3 separate regions of the Homo sapiens genome follow, and all the other regions are linked to region 1. A link is an interaction called in ENCODE POLR2A ChIA-PET data of the cell type or tissue named here. Cell type or tissue: MCF 10A. All regions are shown on one strand.

Evidence for each region. Peaks named below come from ENCODE experiments on the same cell type or tissue, not always from the same donor. Only the 100,000 strongest peaks of a DNase experiment are listed, where the experiment ranks them.
Region 2: POLR2A ChIA-PET joins it to region 1 with 21 read pairs; 5 of 35 experiments call an interaction of 5 or more read pairs at or near these places.
Region 3: POLR2A ChIA-PET joins it to region 1 with 12 read pairs; 11 of 35 experiments call an interaction of 5 or more read pairs at or near these places.

The regions. Positions count from the first base shown.
Region 1 is chr2:183,120,971-183,128,970 of GRCh38, forward strand. It overlaps NUP35 (nucleoporin 35), which reads left to right and starts at 3,473. Exons shown (of 9, transcript NM_138285.5): 1 at 3,473-3,527; 2 at 7,317-7,487. The coding sequence starts at 3,488. It overlaps LOC124907917 (a long non-coding RNA gene), which reads right to left and starts at 3,987. Exons shown (of 2, transcript XR_007087331.1): 1 at 3,823-3,987; 2 at 2,947-3,737. RefSeq lists an enhancer at 3,523-4,291. In MCF 10A, no CTCF peak of the experiment used is centred here; DNase peaks (open chromatin) are centred at 3,381 and 3,921.
Region 2 is chr2:183,056,407-183,064,406 of GRCh38, forward strand. LOC124900540 (small nucleolar RNA SNORA77) reads right to left here and starts at 7,940; the gene lies at 7,829-7,940. In MCF 10A, no CTCF peak of the experiment used is centred here; a DNase peak (open chromatin) is centred at 3,345.
Region 3 is chr2:183,027,842-183,035,841 of GRCh38, forward strand. All of the region lies in intron 1 of NCKAP1 (NCK associated protein 1), which reads right to left. Among named protein-coding and RNA genes, the nearest start is that of NCKAP1, 6.6 kb to the right of the region's middle. In MCF 10A, no CTCF peak of the experiment used is centred here; DNase peaks (open chromatin) are centred at 4,550 and 7,820.

The DNA.
Region 1 (8,000 bases):
AGACCACTAAGAGTTGAAAAAGAAAGGAGAGAGCAAAGGCTTGAACATCAATAATATTCCCAGGTTAGAAAAAAAATGGGATCAATTATTGAAAAACCAGAAAAGGAGTAGGAAGTTATGAGAAATAGGAAGTGTAGCATCACCAAAAATAAAGAAAACACTTGTACTTAGGAAAAGATTGTCAAAGCTGTTGGATACTGCAGATGTCAAGGAGGCAGGTCTAATTTGGCAATTAGAAAAAAAAAATAGTTGGGGTCAGTAGTTTTATTTCGGAAGAGCATTACACAGGAGCCAATCTGCAATTAATTAAAAATCAAAATAGTAAAGATAGGGAAACAGATAATTTACTAAAATCTATAGACACTTCTTTTGAGATTTTGAAAAAATGAAATGAGAGAGAAATTAGCACATGGTAGGTAGGTGGAGGAGCAAGGCCTAGGGAGGGTTTCAATTCTGGGCTTCTTTATAGCTTGGTAAGGAAAGAGCCTGTTGAAAGGGTAAAAGATTGAAATGCAGGTAAAGAAAAGAAAATAAATGTCTTAATGGAAAAAAGTTTTTAATTTAAAAAGTAAAGAAAATAGGGCTGGGCGCGGTGGCTCACACCTGTAATCCCAGCTCTTTGGGAGGCTGAGGCAGGTGGATCATGAGGTCAGGAGATCGAGACCATCCTGGCCAACATGGTAAAACCCTGTCTGTACTAAAATTCAAAAAAAAAAATGAGTTGGGTGTGGTGGCATGCGCCTGTACTCCCAGCTACTCGGGAGACTGAGGCAGGGGAATCAGTGGAGGTTGCAGTGGAGTGCCAGAGCTGAGATCGTGTCACTGCACTCCAGCCTGGTGACAGAGCGAGACTACATCTCAAAATAAATAAATAAATAAATAAAATAGCAATAACACCTGTCATCAACCACAAAATTGTATAAAATAAGTTAAAGGCCATTCTTTTTATTATTATTATTATTATACTTTAAGTTCTAGGGTACATGTGCACAACGTGCAGGTTTGTTACATATGTATACATGTGTAAAGGCCATTCTTAAATCCTCCAATTTACAAACCCTTTTCTACTTTACTGTTAATAGTTTGGTGCAAATCTTTTTCTTTTTCTTTTCTTTTTTTTTTTTGGACACAGAGTCTCGCTCTGTCGCCAGGCTGGAGTGCAGTGGCATGGTCTTGGCTCACTGCAACCTCCACCTCCTGGGTTCAAGCGATTCTCCTGCCTCAGCCTCCCAAGTAGCTGGGATTACAGGCATGTGCCACCATGCCCGGATAATTTTTGTATTTTTTAGTAGAGATGGGGTTTCACCATGTTGGCCAGGCTGGTCTGGAACTCCTGACCTCGTGATCCGCCCGCCTTGGCCTCCCAAAGTGCTGGGATTACAGGCATGAGCCACCATGCCCGGCTGGTGCAAATCTTTTTCAACATCTTCTTTTATTTAAAGAAGTATCACTCTTTTCTCTTTCTCTGCATCTGTTCCTAAATAAACCCGTTATTAAATAAAAATGGTGCCGTATATGCATGCATGTTTTCAAATTACTTTTTTTCATTATATCTATCACAGAGGTCTTTCTAGGTTAATATTTACACTCATATCAAATCCATCTAATTCATTTTAGTTGTTGTATAGTGTTCTTTTGTTTGGCTAGATCATAATTTGTATAGAAATTTCTTTTTTATTTTGTAGAGAAGTGGGGTCTCACTATCTCAAACTCCTGGACTCAAGTGATCAACCCCTCAGCCTCCCAAGGTGCTGGGATTGCAGGTGTGAGCCACCACATCTAGCCTCAATGTGTGTAGAAATTTATACATTGATATACCTTTCTTGGTAGCTTAATTCTAAAAAGTGGATTGCCCTGTGTTGTGGGCTGACTACTCCCCAAAGATATCCATACACTAAGCTTTAGAATCTGTGAATGTTACCTTATATGGCAAAAGGTATTTTGAAGATGTGATTATTAACTTAATCACCTCTACTGAATATTGAAATAGTAAGATTATCCTGGATTACCTGGGTGGGTCCTAAATGTCATCACAAGGCTATGTGATGGCAGAAGCTGAACAAAGCAGTGTCAGACAGACCAAAGATGCTACATCGTTGGCTTTGAAAAAGCAGGAAGGTGGCACAAGCTAAGAAATATAAGTGGCTTCTAGAAGCTTGAAAAAGCAAGGTAATAGATTCTCCCCTGGAGCCTCCAGAAGAAAATAGTCCTTCTGGTACTTTGATTTTAGCCCTACAATACTCATTTTGGATTTTTGGCCTCCAGAACTGTAAGAGATACATTTGTGCTGGTTTAGTTAACCGAGCTTGTGGTACTCCAATGTGACTTTATCTGAACTTTATTACATCTGCAAAGACCCGATTTCCAAATAAGGTCATATTCATAAGTATGAGGGTTAGGACTTGAACATAAATTTTTGAGGGACACAATTCAATTCACACACCCATTTTCAAAAAGTCAATTCGATCTGTGAGTGGTTTTAAAATTTGATTTCTGTGAACCTACCATTTAATTCTGGAATTGTTACTGCCTCATTCCAAAGACAAAATTCTTCCTCCATTTGAGATTTTAGGAAGTCCTAGAAGAAATAGCTGAGCATGGGTGGATATTTTGGAAATAATCCTCATGGTATGGAGCAGAGAACGTCCCCAGTTATACATATGTAGCACATTATTTTATAAAGTTAGTATTTGAGCAAAACTAAACAATATATTTTTACACACACATATGCAGAATATGTGTATGTGATTTACGTATGACTATGCCCTAAAGAAAAGCAGCAAAGTGAGGGGACGTGGACGGCAGGGATGGCACATGCAGAAGCACGCAAGATTCCGCGGTGTGGAGGGTTCGTGGGTGCGTATAATTATCTTCCATTATTTACATGTGTACTTTATGCGTTCGTTAGCTATATTTTTGTATGTTTTAATATGCAACAAAACGGCGTATGAGTTACGCTTTAATGTAAAATTGTCTACATAACACAAAATTTAAAAGAAATGGCATACGGATAGTAGAAAACATGCTTTGAGGAAAAAGCGTCATGTACTAAGTCCAGAAATCGACATTGCAAAGAGGCACCAACTGTTTTCATCAAGCTGACTTTTCCAGGTGCTACTCAGAAAAGCTGACCGATGATAGAGCACTGGGTCAACTCACGCTAATTATGAAACCGTGAGTAAAATAATCTGTGCTTCTATGTAACTTAAGTACCCACAAATCAGGAAGCATTCCCGGATGAAAAGCATTCACAGAACCATACGCTGGTTCGCCACCTTCCCGGTGCAAAAACCCTTTCCTCGGAAATTCTCAGCGCAAAGACTTTGCCCTATTCCAAAATGGCTCCGGCGCCTACAACTTAAGCATAGCGCAGGTCCGGAAGTTACGCAACCCCATAAGGTAGCACGCCGTTACCCGTGGGGAGCGTTTCCGCCATTTTTGAAAATTAATTGGGAAGGTACTGGTTTTAAGTGTAGTTGCCGACGCAATGGCAGCCTTTGCAGTGGAACCTCAGGGGCCCGCGTTAGGTGAGTGAAATATTGCTTTTCCTTGCTGGCACTGCCATCCATGCTCTGGGCCTGGAGGCGGGCAAGACTGAAAGGCAGTCGTCAGGCTCTCGTCTGCTGGTTTCAGTCGCGGAGAGGGAATCCTTGGGTGCCCCCAAGTTCATAGTCGGTCCCCTACTCGACGCGTCGCCTCCATACTGCTACAAAGGTGGCGCCGGGAAGCTGAGGGCCCTGGGAGGGTGAAGAAAAGGCCGTCTGGCGGTGACTGAGCTGTGTTTGTGCCCCCACACGCCAGCCACGTTAGACTGGCCCATACCTTAACCTCCTTCTGATACCCGAGACGCGATGCTGGTTGCTGGATTCCCAGCTGGTTGCTGGTCCCCAGAAGCATCCCTGGGAGGAACTGACCGCGGTACACGTGGGTGGGCGGTGCCCTGAAGTGTGTGGGTGCAGTCCACTGCTTCTTGATCACCGGTGCTTCCAGTTCCTGTTTTGACTCCTCTCTCCCGGGCTTTGCCAAAGGAATCTTGTTATTAATGGAAGCTTGAATCGTGCAACATTTAATCAACCGTGTGGTTGGTAATCATTGAGATATTGACCTTAACAGCAAGCTAGGAGTTCGCACGATATTTCCCGCCTTTATTTGGGGAAAGTGACTCTTAAGTATTGTAGGAGGTATTTTTCTCTAGTAAGTCACGATCTGAATTTTTTTAAAGATTCATTCCCATTATTCATTGCGGAGCCTCGTTGAAATATGTCGTCTTTGAAAAAAATCTACCACTTTAACAGCACGCGGATTTCTTTTTTTCCTGCTGAGTTTTGCGACTTGTGAGAATCGTCGAAAATTTTAGAACGGAAAATAAACCGTCTTACTGTCATAGAGACTTACCTGAAAAGTTAGGTTATAACTTTCTGAGCTTGGAAAAGAGAGCAAATGTAATATATATGGTGTGGAAAGAGTCTTTAGATTTGAAGGGTATGTAATGCTTGCCATGTTTGGTGTAAAATAAGTTCTTTTTGAGAATAGAGTAACTTGAACTACTTTAGTCTGTCATAAAAAAACTAAATGCATAATGTCAATAATGCAGATACTCTGCATTAAAATTTATATATAGATGTCGTCTTGGTATTTATTTTTAATGTATTTTAGAGATCAAAAACTCTTCATTTCCAGTTCCAAATTTTTCTATTCAACAAAAACATTTTGGAGTGCATATTTATTGGGGTTACAAATGTGAGTAAACCAATCCCTGTATATTGCCTTGCCAGAAATCTGACATTAGCCAGTATTAATGTTTAAGTCCACATTTTGCAGATATTCCAGGTGCCCACTGGTGTAGTAAAACTAAGGGTTGACTTCAACAAACTGCTAGCTGAGTACGTATCTTTTGGGAGCACAGAATATGAAATGGAATTGAGGACATGCAGCATCTTTTCCTTAAGTTTGCTTTAAGTGAAATTTAGCCTGAGGGGTGGTTGGTGACAGTCCTGATTAAGAGCCCATTGTGCCCTCCTTCCTGTCTGGTGCTTTCTTTTTTCTTTTCCTTCCTTCTTCCCTCTCTCCCTCCCTCCCTTCCTCTTTTTTGACACAGCCGTGTCACCTGGGCTGGAGTGCAGTCGTGCAGTCTCAGCTCACTGCAACCTCCCCCTCCGGGCTCAAGCAATCCTCCCACCTCAGCCTCCCAGGGGCTGGGACCACAGTGTGCCGCCACTCCCAGCTACTTATTGTATTTTTGGTAGAGACAAGGTTTCGCCATTTTGTCCAGACTGGTCTCGAACTGAGCTCGAGCGATCCACCTGCCTCGGCCTCCCAAAATCCTGGGATTAGAGGCTTGCGCCTTCTACTGTGTCTGTATGTATCCAGATACATCAGAACTTTTCTTAAGCCAATTCTTACTTTATTTTGCTATAATTTTTTTTTCTTTTAGGGAGGGGGAGTGAATGTAGTGAATGTTACCAAAAACTTTGCGTTTAATATGGTATTCTGAATATCTGTTAAGAATATGCTTTTGTTTAGACTTTTGGTTTGATTTTAGTGGATCTTCTTACGAAATATTTCTACAGTGCCATGTAACATAGTAACTAGCACTTTATAAAATAATTACAATGTAATTAGAGTTTTTCACACCTTGTTTTAGCATTTGCTTTATCCATTTATTGAATTTGTTTTTTTTTTTGTCTTTTATACACTTGTATTGTTAATATCTAGGCCTAATATAATGGGAAATAAGAGGAAGACTAAATAGTTGGCAGCTTTCGGATATTAAGAAACAGATTGTTAAGGCCATCTAGAAGTTAAGTAATAGTTAATAAAAAACCATACAAATAACATAGCAAACATTTGACCCTTCTGAGTGCAATGAGTCACACTCAGGCTTGTCACCTAGTTGAAAATTATTTTCATAAGCAGAGATTGCAAATTCTACATTTATACTTTACTCAGTTTTTGCTATTATAAAATATTTGTAGAAAATAATAATTCGTATTTATTGAGCACCTGTGTATCAGGTACCAGGTCAAGCTATACTTGCTATAATTCTAACAAAAGCTCTGTTAGTGGATGCTAGCTATGCTTATTCCCTTTTACTGAGAGAACTTGAACCCACATCTTTGACTCCATAGCCCATTGTTTTCCTTATTCTGCTATTTTGCTCTGAAATTAGAATTATATAGCTCACTCATCTTCATAAGGGAAATAATATCTACTCTATAGATTGTGAGGATTTATTTTGTATCAATTGTGAGGTTTCAGTTCTCTAAGTTGGCTTTATATTAGGGGGATATTTAATGATGATTCTTTAATTTTTTTTTTTTTTTAAATAAAAAAGATGAGATCTCAGTGTGTTGCCCAGGCTGGTCTTGAACTCCTGAGCTCAAGTGATCCTCCTGCCTTGGCCTCCCAAAGTGCTAGGATTGCAGGCGTGAGTCACCATGCCCAGCTGTGATTATTCTTGACTTAAACTAATGATTAAGAAAAAAGATACAAAAATAAGTTTTCGACTCTTTTCAACATGTTTCTGAGTTAGGGTGCTAGTTATCACTGTTATTTTGTAAGTGCTCTAATATATGCATGGTTACGGTTTTATCACAATAATGATGAACTTTTTATGGGGAAGAAAAAGAAACAATTTAGCAAGCTTAACCCATTGTGTTTGATATGCTAAGCTTTGTATGTATAAGTAGTGCAGCCTGTCCTTGTTTTTGGTTGTTACATAGTCCAAACTGATTCGGAAATGGAAAGAAGTTATTAGTGTGATTTTTAAACCCCTGAAATAATGTAAACAAAAATAGCTGTCACAGATAAATATTGTGCTGCCAGGTGTACTGGCTTCACACCTTTAATCTCAGCACTTTGGGAGGCCAAGGCTGGTGGATCACCTGAGCTCAGGAGCTCCAGAGCAGTCTGGGCAGCATGGTGAAACCCCATTTCTGCAAAAAAATACAAAAATTAGCTGGGCGTGGTGGTGCAGGCCTGTAGACTTAGCTACTGAGAGGCTGAGGAGGGAGGATCGCTTGAGCCTAGGAGGTGAAGGTTGCAGTGAGCTGAGATTGCGCCACTGCACTCCAGCCTGGTGACAGAGTGAGACTCGGACTCAGAAAAAAAAAAAAAGTGAATACAAGATAACTTTACATTTTTCTAGAAATATTTTTTGTTGGCTTTTAAAATAATAAATTCAACTATGGTTCTATTATATCTAAAAGTTTTGATTAAATTTGCAAAATTATGTTAGATTCTTGCATGTTTTTGTCATCAACATGTAACAGAAACTGTAACAGAAAAGTCCTTAATTTATTTTTTGATTCATGTAGGATCTGAACCAATGATGCTGGGTTCACCCACATCTCCAAAGCCAGGAGTTAATGCCCAGTTCTTACCTGGATTTTTAATGGGGGATTTGCCAGCTCCGGTGACTCCACAACCTCGATCAATTAGTGGCCCTTCAGTAGGAGTAATGGAAATGAGATCACCTTTACTTGCAGGTAGGTGAATTGCTTAAAATAATTTTATAGACATGCTAGATACAGGGATGTCCAATTTTTTGGCTTCCCTGAACCACATTGGAAGAAGAATTGACTTGGGCCACACATAAAATACAGTAACTCTAATAATAGCTGATGAGCTAAAAAAAAAAAAAAATGCAAAAAAAATCTTAAAATGTTTTAAGAAAGTTTACCAATTTGTGTTGGGCAACATTCAAAGCCATCCTGGGCTTCATGCGGTGTTCAAGCCATGGGTGGGACAAGCTTGTGCTAGAATTTTTAAAAGTGTAGTGGTGCAGCATTCACCCTCATCAATACATTAATTAAAAAAAATTAAGCAATGTGTCTATTATAAAGCAAAGCTTTTAAGGCTCTTGGAATAGAGGTGTAAGAAGTATAAGCTATAATTTCTAGAGCCACTAAAATGTATTCTATGTTTTTTTCATTCTAAGATGCCTTTGAATTGGCTTTTAAGTACCACTAGGAAAGATAACCCTAAATATGACACAATGC
Region 2 (8,000 bases), 65 kb before region 1:
CTCTAATTAGCTTTGAGTAATGGATCCCCCTGCTGAAGCTGGTCATCCTATCCATAAAATATATACAAATATTGTAGTACAATTTTAAATAGTTTATGGTTTCGTTAAGACCATATAAAGCTCCAGAGACCCTAGATTTGAAACCACTATGCATTGTAATGAGTCTATCAAAAATGGCATAACAGGAGCGATTGTATACCCTGGTAATCATGTGCTAAGCATCCGGGTTTAACCTGGCATAAATGTTAAAAAGAAAACTTTCTATGCCGGGGGCGGTGGCTCATGCCTGTAATGCCAGCACTTTGGGAGGCTGAGGCGGGTGGATCACCCGAGGTCAGGAGTTTGAGACCAGCCTGGCCAACATGGTAAAACCATGTCTCTACTAAAAATACAAAAATTAGCTGGGCATGGTAGCGGGCACCAGTAATCCAGCTACTCAGGAGGCTGAGACATGAGGATTGCTTGAACCTGGGAGGTGGAGGTTGCAGGGAGCAGAGATCACGCCACTGCACTCCACCCAGGGAGACAGAGTGAGACTCCATCTCAAAACAAACAAACAAAAAAACCTAAAGCTTTTTAGAATGTCATCTGGATCTGTAAAAGAGCCTCTTTCCTAATGAGTTCAATGCATTACCCTATGGCAATCTTTCCATGACAGTAATAGGGTAGCCTCTGTTATCAACATTTTATCAGGACTAAATATTCCACTGTAGATCATTTACTCAAGTTCTCTCTTTATCTGCCTCCCTCTGGCTGCCAAGACCTTTGGCACCTCCAACAGAGGGTGGGAAGGAGAACTGAAAACATGAGACTCAAATTGTTTTGTTTTGCTTTCATTTGAACACCTTAACTAAACAGTTTTGTATAAAAGAAGAAATGGAAACTGCTGATTACCAAAAAGTCTTTTAATGGTCTGCAAGTTATCATTTGTCTACATATCCCTTTTTCTTATTGTTATAAGTAATAAAGGGTTGGATGTTTCCTTAATGAAATGTACAGTGTTTTAAAGAAATCCTGTGGCTTCTGCACATTACATAAGCCATAGTTAGTCTGCCTCAGAATGATTGCAGAAATATTGTAAATTTAGTCTCAGAAACTGGCTGCTAATGTAGGCCCAGCCAGCTTTTCAGCTTTCAAGACTGCTCTGTGTAAAATAGCACATTTGGAAATCTGTTGCTGCTACACCCTATTCATACCATACCCTGTTCCTAAGAAGTAAAACTTAACATGAAGAAGAAGCATAAGATATGTGAAAGGGTCACAAAAATGAAAGAAGCAACAGGTTCTAAAAATATTTGGTATTGGTTCAGCGTTCAAATACCTAGACATTAATGTCTTTGAGTGTTGACAATATTCTCTCGTTGGCAAAATACCTCTTCTCTTGATTTCAGTGCTAGCTGGCAAACTCCCATTCCACGGATGTACAACTGGCATCTGTTTCATACTGCTTTTGTTTTTGTGAGAAAAAAGTTAATATAAGGTAAATATCACCACCACCACCACCACCATCATTATTTAATGTTAAATATCAGCTTGACACAAAGCAATGGACTTGACTACAATTATCAGAGTTAGTTAAACTGCCTCAGATTTTTTGTGGAATGAGGTCATGTGAAAATATAATCAAACACTGTACTAGAAATAAGGAATTTTTTTCCTTCTCTTCATGGGAGACAGATTAGCTTAATTCATGTGAAATTGTTTCTTTTTCTCTTATGTCCTTTTCATTTCAAGAGGTATTCCTACCTTTAGTGGGAAGGGTTTTTTTTTTTTTTAATTTTGATTTGTTTTGTTTTGTTTTGAGACGGAGGCTGCCTCTGTCTCCCAGGCTGGAGTGCAGTGGCACGATCTGTGCTCACTGCAACCTCCACCTCCTGGTTTCGAACAATTCTCCTGCTGCAGCTTCCCAACTAGCTGGGACTACAGGCACCTGCACCACCCTGCCTGGCTAATTTTTGTATTTTTAATAGGGGCGGGTTTGAGATGGCCAGGCTGGTCTCAAACTCCTGACCTCAGGTGAGCTGCCCACCTCGGCCTCCCAAAGTGCTGAGATTGCAGGCATGAGCCATTGCATCTGGGCTTTTAAAAAACGTTTTATGTGAAATCTCGTCTCTACTAAAAATACAAAAAATTAGCCGGGCGTGGTGGCAGGTGCCTGTAGTCCCAGCTACTCGGGAGGCTGAGGCAGGAGAATGGCGTGAACCCGGGAGGCAGAACTTGCAGTCAAAAACACAAACAAACAAAAAAAACATTTTTATTACAGAGAATTTCAAACATGAAAAGAGTAAATAGAGGAGTATATTAACTTCCCATGTAATGATCACCCAGCTTTGACACTTAATGACATTTTTCCAAACCTGAATGTAAAGGTTTTGTCCGTAATCTAAACCAGAACTCTTATTTATGCTAAAATAATACATTAGAATAAAAAATAATATAATAGAAACTCTTTTTGTTTTCTTTTTTTTTTGTTTTGAGACAGAATCTCGCTCTGTCCTCCAAATTGGGGTGCAGTGGTGTGATCTCAGCTCACTGCAACCTCCACTTGCCAGGTTCAAGAGATGCTAGTGCCTCAGCTTCCAGAGTAGCTGGGACTACAAACGCACAGCACCACTCCCAGCACAATTTTTTTTTTGTTTTTTGATACGAAGTCTTGCTCTGTCGCCCTGGTTGGAGTGCAGTGGCTAGAGTGCAGTGGTGAGATCTCGGCTCACTGCAACCTCCGCCTCCCGGGTTAAAGCGATTTCCCTGCCTCAGCCTCCTGAGCAGCTGGGATTACAGGTGCACGCCACCATGCCCAGCTAATTTTTGTATTTTTAGTAAAGATGTGGTTTCACCATGTTGGTCAGGCTGGTCTCGAACTCCTGACCTTGTGATCTGCCTGCCTCGGTCTCCCAAAGTGCTGAGATTACAGGCGTGAGCCACCACGCCCGGCCAATTTTTTTTTTTTTTTTTTTTTTTAAAGACAGGGCCTTGCTATGTTGCCCAGTCTGGAATACACCAGCTATTCACAGGCTCACTGTAGCCTTGAATTCCTAGCCAGAAGCAGTCCTCCCTCCTCAGTCTCCCAAATAGTTGGGACTACAGGTGTTGAAAGCTAGACATTTTCACATTTCTTAATGGTAATTTTTATCAACATTTTAAAAAGAAGAGATGGTAAGAACAAATATCAAAGTGACACTCTTGGCAATAGCCAAACCAAGGGGTAAAACATGTCTATCAAACTGAACTTAAGCTAACAGCATGTGATATCATAATTATATGAGTAGTGCTTCCTAAATCCTGGTTTCTTCGAGAAGTAAGAATGTACCCAATGCTTTCATTTTGCTGAGTCACCATGTGGAAAGAGAGAAAAATCAACCACTTACTGAATGAATCACTTTGTTTTTCTTCTAAGTAATTTGCTCTTCTTTAAGAACTGGCAGGCATGAAGCTACCAGGACTTGTGCTACCTGTCTTGTCAACAGTAATACTCACCCAGGGATTACAGAAATGCTTTTAATAATAACATAGATCAGACACAATCTAAATTCTCATAGTAGGAAAGAGTTACAGGAGTTATATAGTAAACCTACACCAAGAAATTTCGTAGGAATTATATGCCAATGAAAGAAAATGTAGGTAGGCAGGTCTTAGTAATGTATATCTGCCTCTTTAAAGTGTTCTAGGGTCATAACCAAAAAGATTATGTAATTCAGACAAATGGGCCTTCTGAGAGGTATATCCGTTCTTGGTCTGACAAGGGATCAGGACAAGACAGGCATAGTGATCTCAAGTCCCACTTGGCCTGTGGACAATGACTGATTGGGTTGGACATTTGAGGTACAAAATCCAGACTAATTTATGGGAACCAAAATAAAGTTGCACTTGAGCTGTTTTACATCTTCTGTGGCACTTTGATGGAAACCATGCACTGAAGAGCCCATTGCCTAAACCATCCCATTCATAGGCATTCTATGGTGCTGCTCTACTGTTTTAAAGTCCCCAACATTCTTTGCTTTAGCCAAAAAATGTAGTGGCACTGACTGCAGAGGGTGGCTTTTTAAATATACTTACGTCCAAAAGGTAGATGCAAATGCTCCAGACCCCCCTTTCCCTTTGTTAGCACGGATTAGGTCAGTAGGCAGCCTTGTATTGAGGAGGAAGGTGTAAGAGGAGTTAGTCTGTTTAGGGGTGGGTCTGGTGGGGTCTGGGGTTGGGAAAAGAATAACAGCGATAGTCTTGGTCTGGCCAGAATGTGCTGTAAGAAGTTCCCTATGCCCTGATAAGAGAAGGAGGAAGTTCTCTGTAAGGTCCTCTGAGCTGGTCGCACCATGGTCGAGCCATCGTGACATTCCCCCGCCCTTGTGATAATGTACTTTGTGATATTCCCCAACCTTGTGAATGTACTTTGTAACATTCTTCCCCACGCTTGTGACAATACACACTCACCGCCCTTGAGAATGTACTTTGTAACATCCATCCCCCGCCCGCAAATAATTGCTCCTGACTCCACCGCCTATCCCAAACCTATAAGAATCAACGATAATCCCACCACCCTTCGCTGATTCCTTTCTCAAACTCAGCCCACTTACACCCAAGTGAATAAACAGCCTTGTTGCTCACACTAAGCCTGCTCAGGTGGTCTCTTACACGGACAGGCATAACATTCTCCTTCCCTGAAGAGAGCAGAAGGAGAGAACTTATCAGCATTCAGGAATGCTGTGAGAGAAGATGTGGCACTCCAAAGGCAGGAAACCATTTCAAAGAAATGTGCTCAGAGTTGGGCGGTCAATAAGGATTGCTTTCAAAGGAAAAAGATGGTGTCACAATTCTGCCAAAGCCTGCTCTGAAAAAAGGTTTACCCTTATAAAAATAAAGGGGCTGGGCGTGGTGGCTCACGCCTGTAATCCCAGTGCTTTGGGAGGCTGAGGTGGGCAGATTATGAGGTCAGGAGATCAAGACCATCCTGGCCAACATGGTGAAACCCTGTCTTTACTAATAATACAACACATTAGCCGGGTGTGGTGGTGCACACCTGTAGTCCCAGCTACTCAGGAGGCTGAGGCAGGGGAATCACTTGAACCTGGGAGGCAGAGATTGCAGTGAGCTGAGATAGCGCCACTGCACTCCAGCCTGGAGACAGAGCAAGACTCCGTCTCAAAATAATTAATAATAATAATAATAATAATAATAATAAAATAAAATTTTTTAAAAAAAGGGCCTATCTTCTCCCTATCCCTCTAAATCTTGGAACATAGATAATTTAATGGCACTGGGAGTTGCAGTGTTAGGGGGAGTGGTAGAGCTACCAAACCCAAGTAGTCAGCTTTCCATTTCCCAGGAGCTGAAGAGGGCTGGGTAGAATCAGCTCTGCTTTTTACCATTCTCTTCATTGACATCTATTCTGCCCCTGTTCATTTGAGGTTCACAAAGGCTTTCCTGCTTTCTTAGAGGAGTCTGACATCAAAACCCCAGCAGAGCCAATGTGGAGGGGTATGTGAAGGATGAGCATCTTTAAAATTACAGAAAGTGGTTTTCCCCATTGTGAGAACACTTTTCAATCTATTCTCACTGGGAAAATTAAGATATTCTAAACTTTAAGAAAATGCTGTCAACTTTAATAGGAAAAAAAGACTAAATTATTTGGAATTTATGGGAATGCAATCCAGTTGTGATGGTAAATAGTTTTATTTGTTTTTTTTTTTTTTTTTTTTTTTTTTTTTTTTTTTTTTTTTTTTGAGATGAAGTCCCACTCTTTTCACCCGGGCTGGAGTGCAATGGAGCGATCTCGGTTCACTGCCACGTCTGCCTCCCGGGTTTAAGCGATTCTCCTGCCTCAGCCTCCTGAGTAGCTAGGATTACAGGCATGTGCCACCACACACAACTAATTCTGTATTTTTAGTAGAGACGGGGGATTTTCACCATGTTGGCCAGGCTGGTCTCGAACTCCTGGCCTCAGTCGATCCACCGACCTCGGCCTCCCAAAGTGCTGGGATTACAGGCGTGAGCCACCATGCCCGGCCCGGTAAATAGTTTTAAAAGTCTCTTTTATTTAACCTAACAAGGGGCAAAGATTGCCTAACTTAAGTTTCAGTTGTTTTTATTTCCCCTGCTTCCCTTCTCATAATGGTTTGAGTGGAGAAATCATAAAATCATAAGTTTAGACCTAAAAAAGTCCTTGGAGATAATTTCTTCCCCTTCATTTTACAGATAAGAAATCTCAGGCCTGACAAGGTGGCTCACACCTATAATCTCAATGCTTTGGGAGGCCAAGATAAAAGGATCATAAGCCCAGGAGTTGGAGACCAGACTGGGCAACATAGTAACACCCCCATCTCTAAAAATTAAAAAAAAAAAAGAAATTTGCCAGGCACAGTCGTGTGCACCTATAGTCCCAGTTATTTAGGAGGCTGAGGCAGGAGAATCCCTTGAGCCTGGGAATTCAAGGTTGCTATGAGCTATGATCTTGCCACTGCACTCCAGCCTGGGTGACAGTGAGACCCTGTCTCAGAAAAAAAGAAAAAAAAGAAAAGAAATCTCAGAACAGATAAATAGCTAAATGTAGGAAGTCAAAAAGTTGCAGGAGAGACATTAAGTATAGATAATTCATAAAATAAAAATCAGATCCACGAAATCCTGAGTTTGTTGTAGAAAATGTCATTACACTTAACAATATTTTCTCTGCAGATCTGGATATGTGTTTGTTGTCTCTATTTTTGTTGGTTAAAGAATGGATCAAGGTTTTACAAAATTGTTTTTTGCTGCCACAGTGGAAATCTACAAAAATGGGTAATAGGCTATTTTGGGACCATTGTTCAGAAGTGCATTTATCTTAGAAATGGTTACCATGGAGATGAGCACACGTTGTGTGACTCTACAGCTTGCAAGTTAGAGTCATCCATGCTAAGACATAAATAGCTATATTATTACACACAGATGCACAAGAGCTCGTGAACACATGCACAATAAAGTTATGTTGTTCCTCTTTTTGTAAAATAATAATAAAATTCCATGTAGTGCTGACATTTGGTGGTGGAAGGGCCTGCACATCTTAGACATTTTAAAATGTAATATTGTATGATGATATAAAAACCACTTTTTAAAAACACCATAAAGTAGTCTGAATCAAGTTTAAAGAGTAACAACATACTTAACAAGTAAAATAAATGAGAGCATGTTTCTTAGACATCACTGCTTCTTAAAGTAGAAATACAAAAAAAGTAAAAAACAAACTCAGAAAATATTACAAAAAGTTCTTGAGTTATTTTTCCCAAAGCACTCAATATTGGGCATAGGTATTTACCTAGTTTCTCTCTCCCTCTCTGGCTAATTAAGTACTTTCTCTTTTTTTCTTTCTTTCTTTCCCTCTTTCTTTCTTTCTTTCTTTCTTTCTTTCTTTCTTTCTTTCTTTTTCTTCCTTCCTTCCTTCCTTCCTTCCTTCCCTTCCCCTTCCTTCCCTCCTTCCTTCCTTCTTTCTTTTGTTTCCCTTTTTTTTTTTTTTTTTTTTTTTTTTTTTGAGGCAGAGTCTCACTCTGTCTCCCAGGCTGGAGTGCAGTGGCGCGATCTTGGCTCACTGCAACCTCCCCGCTTCCCGGGTTCAAATGATTCTCCTGCCTCAGCCTCCCAAGTAGCTGGGACTACAGGTGCTCCCCACCATGCCCCGCTAATTTTTTGTATTTTTACGGGGTTTCACCCTGTTAGCCACCAGGATGGTCTCAATCACCTGACCTCATGATCCACCCGCCTCGGCCTCCCAAAGTGCTGGGATTACAGGCATGAACCACTGCGCCTGGCCTTGTTTCCTTTTTCCACTTGGACTTTTCTTTTTCTTCAGGAATTTTTTACCCTCTGTGTCCCCAGGCAGCTGCATCACCCTAGAGAGGTCAAAATGGTCACAGCACCATGGAATGCTCACTGGCAGACCGAAAAAGCACCCGCTGGATGCTGAGGGAGTCTGCAAAGAAAATAAAGGTTTTAACATTTCAGTGATCACTTGCCGAGATCACAAAGGCATATAT
Region 3 (8,000 bases), 93 kb before region 1:
CTTGCATTTTCAGAAAACAGCCTGCTATTGGTATACTTGAAATCATATATCTTTCTATTACATCTACAATATTACACAAAATTAATCCTTAACTCAAAGTTATCACCTTTTGAAGTATCAAATTTTTAAAAACTAAATACACAATTAAACTTAGTTATCAAAACATTTTAGACTAATATATTTCAGAAAGGCTTACCAGAAAGACGTAATCAAAAGATTTAACAAATTACCAATTCAATTAAACATTTGAGCACTTCTATCCCCCATACTCCCAAAAATAGAAAAAAAGGAAAGGTGAATACAGTGTAAAATGATGTCTAAATCCCTGAATTTTATAGCCCTACCAAAAAAAAAACTTTTTCAGAGAATTGACTAAAAGAGGTATTTCACTACACAGAAAGAAAACTATGCATAAAGTACAGAATTGAAAAAACAAAAACTCCCCCAAGTACCCTGTTTTACTTTATCTTGAGTCAGCATATTTTCATAAAACATAAAATACTATAATTTCAAATTTCAGAAGATCTAAAATAAATTTAAATATTTATATACTTAAATTTCCAGTTCTCAGAATTGGAACTTTATTCTCCATGAATATTCTAATTATAATATTTTAAAAGTCAGGATTATTTTATGTGACAGATAAAATTACAGTGATGTTAAAGGATACACTTAAACATAGTAATTAAAACCCTTGTCTCTTGGGTCAAGTGCATAATAGCCTATATGACCTTAGGCAAGTTGCCTAACCTCTCAGCCTCAGTTACCTAACCCATAAATTGAGGATATTATTACTACCTACTGCATAGGGTACACTGTTAAAATATTTAAAAGATAAGATACACATAAACTGTTTATTTAGGTGCCTGGCACATATGTAGTTAATAAATAAGTTCCAAATATTTTTTTAAATAAAACTTCTTTATATACATGGATACACATAGTGAGTTCTCAATTATGGAAACAAGATTTTCCATAAAAACAATTCTAGGCTGGGCTCAGTGGCTCACGCCTGTAATCCCAGCACTTTGGGAGGCCGAGGTGGGCAGATCGCGAGGTCAGGAGTTCAAGACCAGCCTAGCCAACACGGTGAAACCCCGTTTCTACTAAAAATACAAAAAAAAAAAAATAGCCAGGTATGGTCTGGCGCCTGTAATCCCAGCTACTCGGGAGGCTGAGGCAGGAGAATCGCTTGAACCCGGAAGGCGCAGGTTGCAGTGAGCCAAGATCGCGCCACTGCACTCCAGCCTGGGCAACAAGAGTGAAACTCTGTCTCAAAAGAAACAAAAAAAAAACTATAGGTCAGTAGTCAATTCAATATCTCTAAGTTCCTTTTAAAACACAAATCTGATGTTATCAGTAAAAATGAAGGACAAGGATGTTTCAGAAAACTACACAATATATTATCCGGGCCACAAAAGAAACATCTTTGATTAGAAACATCAAGCCTAGACCCTATGCCATTTTAAAGTATGACTTTAAAACACATCTTTCTGCCACTCTACCACAAACCCCCATACTGAGGCCTTTCCTCAAGCTATTACAGCATAGGATTACATACCACAGCTTAACTTTACATGGTTAATGTTACTATTTTTCCAAGAACTTACCATGATGCCAAAAAAAAAAAATACAGATTTTTAAAATTCCTCTATCTATTCACAAGAGATTAAGCAACAATCAAGACACCAAAAAAAAAAGACTGCTCAGTAGCTCACACCTGCAATCCCAGCACTTGCGGAGGCCAAGGCAGGAGAATTGCTGGAGCCCACAAGTTTGAGACCACCTTGGGCAAGAGGGAGACCCTGTCTCTACAAAATGTTTAAAAATTAGCCAAACGTGGTGGTAAATATCTGTGGTCCCAGCTACCTGGGAGGCTAAGATGGAAGGACTGCTTGAGCCAGGGAGGTTGAGTCTACAGTGAGCCCTGTTCACAACCACTGCAAACTCCAGCCTAGGCAAGAGTGAGACCCTGACTCGAAAAAAAAAAAAAAAAAAAGAGAGAGAAGGAAAAAAAACAACAAAATAATCAAGATACAAAAGATGTTGGAAGTAAAAAGAACATTTACTGTGCAATTATTGTGTGCAAAACACCTATGCTTTAGAAATTATCTAAATTATCACTCAACAGAAAGGAAAGGAGCTTCTGAAAAATTAAGTAACTTGATCAAGATTTCACAACTACTGACAGGACCTACAGAGAAATTCATACCTGATTCCAAAACACTATCTAAAAATATATGTCCCCTCCCAAAAATAATGTTTAAAAACATGCTCCACTTATTCAAAACCTCCGCTGCTTAAAACCTCAGGAAGCAGTTGCTATCACGGTAAAAATCTGATCAGTTCAATCCATTTTATTTTTTTGAGACAGCATCTTGCTATATTGCCCAGGCTGGACTTGAACTCCTGGTCTCAAGAGATCCTTCTGCCTCAGCCTCCTAAGTACCTGGGATTACAAGCACGCACTACTACTGTGCCTAGCTTCAGTTTTATTTTTTAATTTCTATTCTAACTCAGGAATAAAACACATTCCTTTGCTAAAATATGGAAGAACAATTATTTTCTAGTACAATAATTGGAAAAATGCCAAAATAGGGAAGAACAAAATGATTTTCTAGTACAATGAATTAACTGAAAAAATATGAACAAGATCTCAGGAGTCAGAGTGAGAATGCTATTCGTGAGGGCACAGAAACCAGCCCCATCTGAATAATGTCAAGGATGAGGAGAAAAATACAAAATGTGGCCAATTTAGACTCGAAAGAGGAATTTGACTTAATAACCAAGAAACACCACACGTTTTGCAAAATTGAAGGAATAAAGGGACAAAGATTCTTCCCTGAGTTTTCAACAAATTGAAATTAATACCTAGAGGAAGAATAGACGTTACCTGAAATTATGGAATGTAAAAGTAATATATACCTATGATTATTTTATGTTCCAATTTTTTAAATAATGAAAATATTACAGTATGAAAATTGTCCATAAGTACTGGAAAACTTTATATCAAGAGCAAAATAAGACTCAAATTCATCAGTAGTTAGCTTTCCGATTATTTTTTTCCTCCTGTGTTATGATGTATATTTTGGCCAACCGATCTGCTTTAAGTTAGCACTTTCCCTCTTAGGTAGGTAAAAAGAAAAGAGAGCAATCTACTGCTAGTAACTTGGATTAAGAGGCTTGATAACAAAGTATACTGAAATTATTGGAAATGCTTTCAAATTAATGTAATTTTATCAATAACTACCTCTTAATTGGAGCCAATAATTGAGATCTAAAAATATAGAAATCACAGTTATTGTCCTTTAGACACAAGTTCTGAGAAAGTCATGAACTTGAAAAACTTCAACCCATTATACACTTCAAAATTAGTGATTCAAAAAAAAGAAAAAAATTTAGTGATTCAAATGAGTTATTAATTACCATTCCATTTACAAGAAGATATATATGTCACTGTTGCCTTTAAACAGTTTTCAGCTTCCAATATACAGGATCATCTCAGTTTATGAAGCAAAGGTGTTTTTGCAGTTTTTTAAAGTATATATATTGTCATACCTTTGCGGTTAAAAAGAAATTGTTATTTAAAGGACTACTGTGGAACACATACTTCTGAAATACAAATAATTATTCTGTCTTAGCAGTAAGTAGATGTCAAACTGTATCAGGCAGTAAAATAGAATAGTGAGGAATGTTTCCTAAAAGGTAGTCTTGAGCTTAATTTAATCTGGGGGTGGGGGGGAATGAACATTTATTAAGTGTCCACTATGTTCCAAGCCCCAGAAATAGAACTAGTAACAACAGCCACCATTTCCTCAGCTCTTACGCTTGCTACAAGGCACTGTACCAATACTTCCTATGGATTCACTCATTTAATTCTCCTCTTAACCTATGAGGTTAATAAAAGCGTATTCCAAAAACGTGAGATAACTGGAATATCTATTTAAGATTACAAGAGTTAGAATCAATAAGACTAGCAAGGCTTAGAAAGCCAAAAAATACAGCTTGAAGCATAACAGAAGCTGAGAGCAAATAAGTACCATGGAGCTGGTTTTGCTAGTAGACAGCCAATGTGCAGCCTTCCAGAAATTTAGTTATAACCCAGACAACTAAATTAAATCACCACAGTTAATAATTAGCAGGAAAAGAAATTACAGGTATTTAAGAATTTACATTTCAGTTATTTCAGTAGTTAACATTGGAACAATTTCAGGGATTTTTTTCTGTTCAAGTTAAGTTTGGGTCAGGATCCAGATGTATGGAATTTGGAAAAACCTTCCAAGAGGATTCTATTATGTATCCCTGGCTAGGAACCACTGATCTCCTCACTTTGTAAGTAACCTACAGCCCAGAAATGTTAAATAACTTGTTCAAACTAAAAAAAAAGTATCAGAGCATTATCTAGAATCTAGCTCTCTCAACTCACAGAATATTCTGCAAGTACGGAAAATGTTTAGAAAATAAGTGAAGTTTAGAGGTTATATGCCTGCAAGAAGAGCATTACTATTTTATACTCTAACACAGTCATGCATTGCTTAATGTCATCAGATGATTTCATCATTGTGTGAACATCAGAGCGTACTTACATAAACCTAGATGGTATAGCCTACTATACACCCAGGGTACATGGGATATAGCCTACTGCTTTCATGCTACAAACCCGTACAATGAGAATACTGCAGGCAATTGCAACATAATGGTATGTATTTTTGTATCTAAATGTATCTAAACATAAAAAAAAACAGTAAGAATACAGTGTTATCTTATGGGACTACTGTGTATAGGCAGTCCATCATTTCAGTGTTATGTGAAATATCATTATGCAGAATGACTGTATTTTGTTATCTTTATACAGATGCTCCTCAACTTAACAATAGGGTTACATTCCAATAAACCTATCTTTAATTGAAAATATCATAAATCAGCCAGGTGCGGTAGCTTACACCTGTAATCCCAGTACTTTGGCAGGCTGAAGCGAGTGGATTGCTCGACCCCAGGAGACAGAGACCAGCCTGGGCAACACGGTGAAACCCCAACTCTATCAAAAAAAATACAAAAATTAGCCTGGCATGGTGGCATGTGCCTATAGTCCCAGCTACTCAGAAGGCTGAGGTGGGAGGATCGCCTGAGCCAGGAGGCAGAGGCTGCAGTGAGCTGAGATCGTGCCATTGTACTCCAGCTTGTATGACAGAGCTAGACCCTGTCTCCAAAAAAAGAGAAGAAATGCATTTAACACACCTAACCTACCTAACATCATAGTTTAGCCTAGCCTACCTTAAACACTTACATTAGACTACAGTTGAGTAAATTATCTGGTAATACAGTACACTGCAGAGTATCAGATCACAAGAAAGTATCATACCACTTCCTACTGCATGCCATAGCTTTTGTGCCAACAAGAAGTCAACAAATTGTTAAGTCAAACCATCACAAGTTGGGGACCCTCTGTATATCCTACTGAATAAAAACTCTGCAATCTGAAATAGTAACTAGTTAGTTTCTGTCACTGGCTGCCTGAAGTTTCTATTCATACTTCAAAACCAAGTACAAATGTGACTCTCCTCTTTACCATCTCTCCCAGATTATAATCCTTAATTCCCTTCTCAAGACTCCGACAATCCTACTTACACACTGCATTTTAGTTAAATATCTATACATCTCTCTCCCCACTAAGACACTAATTTCTTGGCACTAGAGACTTCATCTTAATTTACCTCTATTTCCCTCATGCCAGGGAACACATTCAATAAACGAAGAGTAAATGAATAAATTAAAAGGGAAAACCTCAATATTTGAGAGTAACTGAAAGAATAGCTCATATGATGGCTTATAAAACAGTTTTAAAGATGCAATTTTATTACTATCTAAAATAGTCAACTATGCAATAACAAAGCATTTTCCAGTATGGGTTCTTCTACTTAAAACAAGAGAATCATTTCAAACTGGCACATATACAACCCTACTTACAAACTAACAATTCAGTAGCTTATAAAGTTATAAAGATGGGCAGACAGTGAATTTTTGAAGTCACTCATTTATGTTATGTTTGAGTTTTTGACAATAAACATATATTCCTCTGGTAATCATTAAAAAATTTTAAAGTTACTTAACAATTCCATAAAGGAAACAAAAGATGGATTATTTATCATTGCTACTTAAAAATTAAAAATAATTATTTTCCTAAGCATCTCTGGAACACGCTTCTGCATCTGATTGACCAAAAGAGAAAATAACACCCTAAGTGGAAACAAATACAATACTGAAAGGGAAGACTAAAACCAGTTCCCCTCCCTTTACCCTGCACTGCTCCCTTCACAAACATCTTTTCTTCCCCCACTAAATAAGCAGATACTGGCTAAAGACTTTCAATTTTACAATGCTAGTCCTGTTAAACTTTTCCTTAGAAAATAAATTTATCCAAAATAATGAGAAAAGGATAGGGAAAAAAAGAAAAATATTCCTCTAATGTTTTTAAAGAAGTAAAACTGCATTTAAACCACCACAATACTCCACTTTAAAAAGTTTGTAATAGTTGTATGGGTTTTTTTTTTTTTCTCATTCTCTGACCTTTACAGTACAGGCAGAAATTTAACAGGAGGAAAAGACGCAAGTATTAACTAAGATCTTTTTAATACAGAGATTAATCTCATGTTGGTAATGGTGGAGGAAAAGAAAGGAGAAGGAAAAAAAGAAGAGAGTAAACCACACACACAAAAATTTAACTGAGCAAAATGTTTTCTTTGGGTATTTGGCAGTTTTGTTGAACAGTTATACAATTTCAGAAAAACAATGTTGCCCAAAAGAGATGCTCAGATTCCTAAATACTATTTTCACATATTACCATCCTCTACCTTCAGAAGCAATTCTGTGAAGTATGTAGGGCAGGCATTATGCTCCCTACATTACAGAAAACTAAACTGAGTTCAGTTATTGTTTAAAATGAAACATAATTTCTACTCTACTACTTCACCATAAAATCATAAAGATAGAGCTGGAATAGACTTTAGTGTTCCTTTTACAGTTAATTTTCCCCATTTTACAGATGAGGAAAAGTGAAGCTCAAGAAAGTCAAATTACTAACCAATGTTAGAGAACTCTCAGTGACAGAATGAAGATTGGAATGCAAGTCTCTTAACTTCTGGCCCAGTGCTCTTAATCCCACCACCACACAAGTTGCCATGCTGGAACCTTTAAAAATGTTACAAATCTCTACATGAGTGAGTCACATTATTAGGTCTGCAAAAGGGAAACCATATATTTAAAAACAAAAAAAAAGGAATTAAGCAACAAATAAATTTAAATGTAAAGCTACCAACAACCTTCAAGTCTTTTCCCTAAAATCCGCTTTTATGTGTTCCTACATCCTCCGTCAAACTACAAGTTCCCTAAAATTCCCATAAATTGTAAATATTAAGATCTCAAAATTTTTGACTGATGAAATTAAAAAAAAAAAACATTCTTCAGTAATCATGCTCCAACTTCCCTAATAAGCGCCAAAGCATATTACTGACAATAATAAGTTATTTTACTTAACTATTTTTCATTGTATATGTTCACTAAAATATCATTTCCACTGTATACTTCCAATTGAAACAGAGTAATTAGATCTGGTAGACAATCTAATGCACATGCATTAATGAAAATGTGATAATTGATTGGCAAACATGTATTATGAGGTGGAAGGTTTTTTTTTTAAGACTAGAAGAGGTTGAGATTGAAAAGAGTATGTGGTTTATAATGCAGTAAGAATGCAGACAGCATGAACCTAATAAACACATGGTGAACAGATCTTACTCACTTCTTTGGCAAGATATTTGAACAAATGTTTCAATTCCTAGCCAGCTGGGAAGATATGCCAGACTCACAGACAATTCTATAGGCTGAAAGATCCAAAATCTTATCTGATTCATTTACATGCAAAATTACACAAAGGGAGCAAACCCAAGGGTATTATTATTAAAACTAGAGCACACAGGTTTTGAGAGAGAGGAGGGAAGTAA